2 separate regions of the Homo sapiens genome follow, and region 1 is linked to region 2. Evidence: chromatin loops called from intact Hi-C (ENCODE). Cell type or tissue: prostate gland. All regions are shown on one strand. Each heading gives the region's core, and the rest is flanking DNA. Links, peaks and the distances in the headings are about the cores only. Region 1 overlaps SPECC1L (sperm antigen with calponin homology and coiled-coil domains 1 like). Region 2 overlaps SPECC1L (sperm antigen with calponin homology and coiled-coil domains 1 like).

What was found. A loop is a pair of places that touch in the nucleus more often than their neighbours do. Peaks named below come from ENCODE experiments on the same cell type or tissue, not always from the same donor. Only the 100,000 strongest peaks of a DNase experiment are listed, where the experiment ranks them.
Region 1: a loop joins it to region 2, with 2.0 times the contacts of the local background. A loop is called at or near these places in 3 of 110 quality-filtered maps.

What each region holds. Positions count from the first base shown.
Region 1 is chr22:24,413,442-24,416,284 of GRCh38, reverse strand. SPECC1L (sperm antigen with calponin homology and coiled-coil domains 1 like) reads right to left here. Exons shown (of 17, transcript NM_015330.6): 17 at 1-1,751. The coding sequence ends at 1,662. SPECC1L-ADORA2A (SPECC1L-ADORA2A readthrough (NMD candidate)) reads right to left here. Exons shown (of 20, transcript NR_103546.1): 18 at 1,541-1,751. Among named protein-coding and RNA genes, the nearest start is that of ADORA2A, 13 kb to the left of the region's middle. In prostate gland, for the core only: no CTCF peak of the experiment used is centred there; no DNase peak of the experiment used is centred there.
Region 2 is chr22:24,288,419-24,291,324 of GRCh38, reverse strand. The region is part of intron 2 of SPECC1L (sperm antigen with calponin homology and coiled-coil domains 1 like); the gene reads right to left. All of the region lies in intron 2 of SPECC1L-ADORA2A (SPECC1L-ADORA2A readthrough (NMD candidate)), which reads right to left. Among named protein-coding and RNA genes, the nearest start is that of SPECC1L, 19 kb to the right of the region's middle. In prostate gland, for the core only: no CTCF peak of the experiment used is centred there; a DNase peak (open chromatin) is centred at 1,485; H3K27ac peaks cover 2,464 bases.

The DNA.
Region 1 (2,843 bases), core at 1-2,500, 130 kb before region 2:
GCAGCAGCCTGAGCTCCCAGGCTGACATCTGGGCAGGGCTGATGGGCAGCTTCTGGCCATCTGGTGACCAGGTGTGCCGCCAGCTGCACCCACATGCACAGCCCCTTTCCTAATAACCACATTCTAGGTTACGTAGACACGTTAAACTCCTATTCTAGAACATCGTGCTTGAATGCAGACCCCTCAGCCCACAATCGGGCTGGCTGGGCCTCCTGTGAGCCCCTCATTGCATCCAGTCTGTGGGGCAGTGACCCCGCTTCCACTGGTGGCTGGTCTTCCTCATGGTGCTATGCAGGTGCCAAACACAGTTATATTCTCAAAGGTACAGGTCTTGTCTGGACATTGTTCAAACCAATAGCTACTGCGTTAGGCACACGGGAGATCCCTATTCCCAAAAATAGCTGTTGAGTTCTGGCCTGAGAGCATCTCCAGTGACCACCTTTAAATAAGGCTTTGGTTCAAACAGCATGGACCCAGCACCTGGGGAGGGTGGGCACAGGGGGCATGGACCCAGTACCTGGGGAGGGCGGGCATGGTGGTAGGAGACAACTCAACCACTGAGTCTTGGAGGTCCTGCCTTGGCCACGGAGGGCAGTGGCTGCCCTCACAAGAAGAGTTAAGGCACTTTCTTTAACTCTGGCCTAGGAGAATTATGTCTTAGTGACTCAGTGAGTTTAAATGACACTGCCTGGGCTCCCTAAAGTTGTTTACTTTTCTCCTATTTCCTGCTTTATTCCTTGCTCTCACCATGCTAATGTACAGATGTTGTTTAGATTTCTATGCTTATTGAAACAATGTAACTTTGGTACTAACAGAACAGGAGCGACCTTTTCCAGCATTGCTCGTAACAAAACAAAAATGTTAACTAGAAAAACTCCTTATGATGAAGAAATCTAAAGCCAGAGCTGGGACTCCAAACCCCTTCCAGGCTGGAAGACAGGTCGCTGAGTCCAGGCAAGGGGCCCCCGTAACTGCTTCCCGCCAGAAAGCCCAGCCGCGTGAGTGCAGCAGCAGCACCCCAGCCCTGGCGTGCCCGCACCACGCCCTCTAGATACTCTCCTAGCTCAGGCTGAACACGCCTGGATTGTGTCGGCCGGGACAGCCCCGTCAGGTGTGGGGCAGCTGACCCACGTCTGTGGTGAACATGCTCCTCCAAACTAGGACGGTGAAGGGCCCAGGGCGCTGGGAACTGCCAGGCGCTGACTCTCCTTCTGGGTTCTCACCAGCACCGGAACCCACCCCAGCCAATAGTCAGGAAGTGCCGCGGCCGAGCCTTCATCAACCCTAGTGAGTTTCCCACAGAACTGAATCCCTTTTCCCAAATTCAGCTGTGCATGAGCCCTTTTTGTTTGGTGCCCTGGAGCACTAGTGTAGTTCAATATTCTCTTCAGAAGGAAAACTCCAGCAGCCACCGGCCTGCAGGATGTGTGCTGAGCCCACATGACCTGAATGGACGGGTCATGTGGGAGGGGCCCTGGTGGGAGCTGTGGGCCACACGGCTGAGTTCTTCCAATACGGAAGCCCCGAGCTGGAGGCTCACACGCTGTGGGGCAGCCCAGAGTTGCTGGAAGCTTTACAGGGGTGCGTAGCTAATGGCGTCGGTGTCGCTCGGTCGCTGTGGAGGGGTACCCCCGCTATTGGGGCGGCTCCTCCCGGCATGCTCAGGTCTCAAAGTACTTGTAGATCGCCGTCACATACAGCATCACGTTCTGCCAGTCGGGTCGTTCAGTCCGTACCATTTCATTAATGTCCTGACAGACAAGGAAGACGCTTGGTTAGAACTGCAGGTCACCTCCAGGCTGTGCCAATGGGCTCTGCCATAGCAACATGGGCTCTTGGAGTTGGATGGGGCCTTGAAATATTTTCTAGGCCTAATTACACATTTTTAAAGCCTGGCCAAGAATGCTTCCTCCCTGGGCATCAGCATCGTCCCCAGGCCATCCACCCCTGCCCCAGAGCCACAGGCAAGGTGCCTCCCTGCTCACGGCTCTGCAGGATGGGAAGGGTTTCATCCAGTCTGGGCGGAGGAACTTCCTCCCTCCTCCCCGCGCCTGCCTCTCTTCTTAAACCACTCCTTGGGGGACCCTTCTGAGAGCCCTTCTCAGCCCCAGGCACTGGCCTAGGAGAATTTCTCTCTGTCGGGGGCTCCCAGAACCAACACTCTGACGGCCTTCACCATGGGCAACAGTCTGAAATCATCCAAGACTCTGCTCTGTAACTGTGCTCTGCTGAACGCCAGTGACCTGTGACCGGTGAACTGATGTTCTAGGAAAATAAACTTGGGAAACCGTGGACCCACCCCCACCTCACTCCAGTGTCTCACAGCCTTTAACACGAGACAGAAGGCCTCAAAAAGTGACACACTGCTGCTGCTGAAGGCTCGGGGAGTGACCCAAGGGGCCGGCCTGAGAGATCCTTCCCTTCCCATGGGTGACGAGCACAGGACGTGTGGCTGAGCACGCAGGATCAGGAGGGCGCCCTTGGTGACTTGATGCAGAAAACGAAAACCTGCCTGTTCAATGCAAGAATCTTGACTATAGAAGCTTTTGAGGGTGGGAAAAAGGCCTGCTTTTTTTATATATTGGAACTTTACACGTGTTGTAAAATATCCAGGAATGGGGGAATATTTAACTTATTTTTCCCTGTACAGGTGAACAGAGGCCACCCTAAAAAATGCACATTTCTAGGGATTTAGATGCACCTGTGGCATGAAGACTCTAATGAGTGAACATGGGCGTAAACACTTCTTCACAGCACCTCCAGCTGCTACAAGTTAGGCTGGGGGCACGGGGATGGGGAGGTGACCCTGGAGGGCCCCAGATCTAGGACTGTTTGGGGCTTGG
Region 2 (2,906 bases), core at 131-2,630:
CTCTGTGAGCCTTGTTTATAAAGGAGAGTGGATTAGTAGCTTTCAGAAGTTCGAAAATTTCATTTCATAATCTGTACTTTCAGAACACGGAATCAAACAATTTAAGAGGAACTGCTTATTAATTATGACTTTTTATGCCTATCAATACCCACTGAAAATCCAAAAAGGGTTTTTAACCTAAGCAATCTAAATATATTTATCTCTCTTATTTCACAAACTTCATTTTCAAAATGTAGAGATCATATTAAAATTGTAAATTAAGAACAGACTTAAAACACTGAGAAGAAAGAATCACACAGTCAAGGGAAACTATAACTCAGGGAAAGGGCCACTTCAGAGTCAGAAAGTGAATGCTGCTAAATGAAGCAAAATCAACAATCGATTTGATAAAACATGTGTCTTACCAAAAGCCAATCAAAACTTTCAAAAGAAACCCAGTAAGAAGTGTTTAAATCAAATAAATCATAATGTAATGGATTGATCCTATATTCTTCAACATATACATAACCTTTCTTATGGTGAATTATGACACACATTCAGAAAGGTGCATTTTATGTACACATTTTAAAGACTTGGAGTGAGACTCCACTGAAAAAGTCAAGGACTACTAAGAGGGAAAGTCTGAGCCTTGTCATGTCAAAAAACTGCACATGTGCAAGTTGGCATATATTCAAGGTGCATGAAACAGACAGGAGGGAGAGAGAAGCAGGGGTAAGATGCCTTCAGATATGTGATTCTCTGCTCAGTCTGAATCCAGACAGAAGTCCAGTACTGCTCAAAAAACTTCAATGCTTACTGACTGAGGCACAACTTTTAAATGCTTGTTTTTATAAGACAGTACTTTCTTAATTTTTAAAGACAGATTTTATACTATGCCTAAAATTGTAACATGTAGTACATTTAACAGGGTAGTTTCCCATTTCCAGGAATCAACGATATCGGTTATGACTTATGAGGAAAGATGGCATCCAGATCTACCTCCCCTGTTTCTACCTCCAACTCCAGGACGAAAGAAACTGTACTCTATGTCCTCTCCCCACTCCAGGTAGGCACTCCCCCTTAAACAGCCTCATGGCCACGGAAGGAAAATGCAGCTCCTTTCTGCTTTAACCCAGTTCTTCTCACAATTCCCTCCTTTCTGCCTGTCCAACCAGTTAAGAAAGTCTCAAGGTGAATCCACAGGAGAAAGACTGCTCAGTCACGCCTGAGTGGCCACTTTAATCAAGATAAGGAGGTGATGGTGAGCAGGGCCAATGAATCCCCAGTGGAGGGATGGAGGCCAAGTCATGCTGCAGTGGAGTGGAATAAAAAGCTGAGTAGGAAAGAAAAGGATAAAGAACATCTCAAAAATGTGTGAAGGGGAGAGAGCCGGGGGTAATGAGGAGGCAGAGACACTTTGTTGATGTTGCCATTGTCGTTTAACTATGAAAGTAAGCTGCCTGGAAAGCACCAGCCAGACAATGTGGAAAGCCCACACTGCACAAATACTAGGGCACTGATTCTCATAATAACCCCACGTGGACAGAAAGGAAAAACAAACTTTGGTTAGAGAGGAAAGCAAGCACAACTACATATAGGATGCTAGACCAACCACAACTACACATAGGATGCTAAAAAAAAAAAAAAAGGAGGTAGTTATCAGTAATACCAACTCAAATGGCCACTAAACAGCACAACTGTATTCCCACTTGTTTTGGCCAACGAAAAGCTCACTCACACTAACTTATGATTTCTATTATTCTATGAGGCTTAACCCAAGAAAATAATTAGAAACGATTAGAAGCTTCCTGGATTTTTTTAAACTTAGAACCATGTAAGTCTTCTCCTTCTTTCTACTTTTTAAAAAATAATGAAATAAAAGTCCTAATCTTATGCCAAGACCTCTTCAGATCCATTTCTGGAGATCTTCTCTCACTTTAATGCAAGCTGCTGGAAAGGACGTTAAACTACTGACAACACTTAACATTCCAGACAAGTGACAAGCCTGGAAAAGGACAGCCTAAAAGAATGTCTGGCAACAGTACATAAGTGATTTTTCCAGATTTAGTCCAAAACACATTCGTTCCCAAAGTTCAAACTGCCAGAATGCAAAAAATTTTGCGTCTCCTCTGGCCACTACCTCCTTAGCCAAAGTTTCTGAATATTTACAAAAAGAAAACGTTTATTCAGGATCCTTTCAAACCACAGCTTTATGCTCAGACTCTTGGCAGGCAGTTTAAACTTGCACAATTTGGTATCGATAAAATTAACTGTCAGCCATAGTTTTAATTCAAAACATCAATCTATTTGTACATTTATAACAACCTCTGATGTGAAATACTAAATGAAACATTTCATTTTGCACTTCATTAATGGTTCAAATATAACAATGTAAAAAATCCTTTCTAAAAAGCTTATAATTGGCTGGGAGCAATGGCTCACGCCTGTAATCCCAGCACTTTGGGAGGCCAAGGCAGGCGGATCACAAGGTCAGGAGTTCAAGACCAGCCTGACCAACATGGTGAAAACCCGTCTCTACTAAAAGTACAAAAATTAGCCAAGTGTGGTGGCAGACACCTGTAATTCCAGCTACTGAGGAAGCTGAGGCAGGAGAATCGCTTGAACCCAGGAGGCAGAAGTTGCAGTGAGCCAAGATCACGCCATTGCACTCCAGCCTGGGCAACAGAGCAAGGATATGTCCAAAAAAAAAAAAAAAAAAAAAAAAAAAAAGCTTAAAATTTTGGATTTGAGAAGTCTTTCTAAACTAAATAAGTTAAAATAGAATTCAAATTCAGTGTAGTAAAAACTAAGTCTTTTTTTCAACAAGCATTTCACTGGTTAGGTTAAAAAGAAATTAATAAAAAATGCTAAGAAGTTCTTTTTCCCTGTGTCTAGTGAGTATAAAGCAGTGGTACTTAATGAGGGGT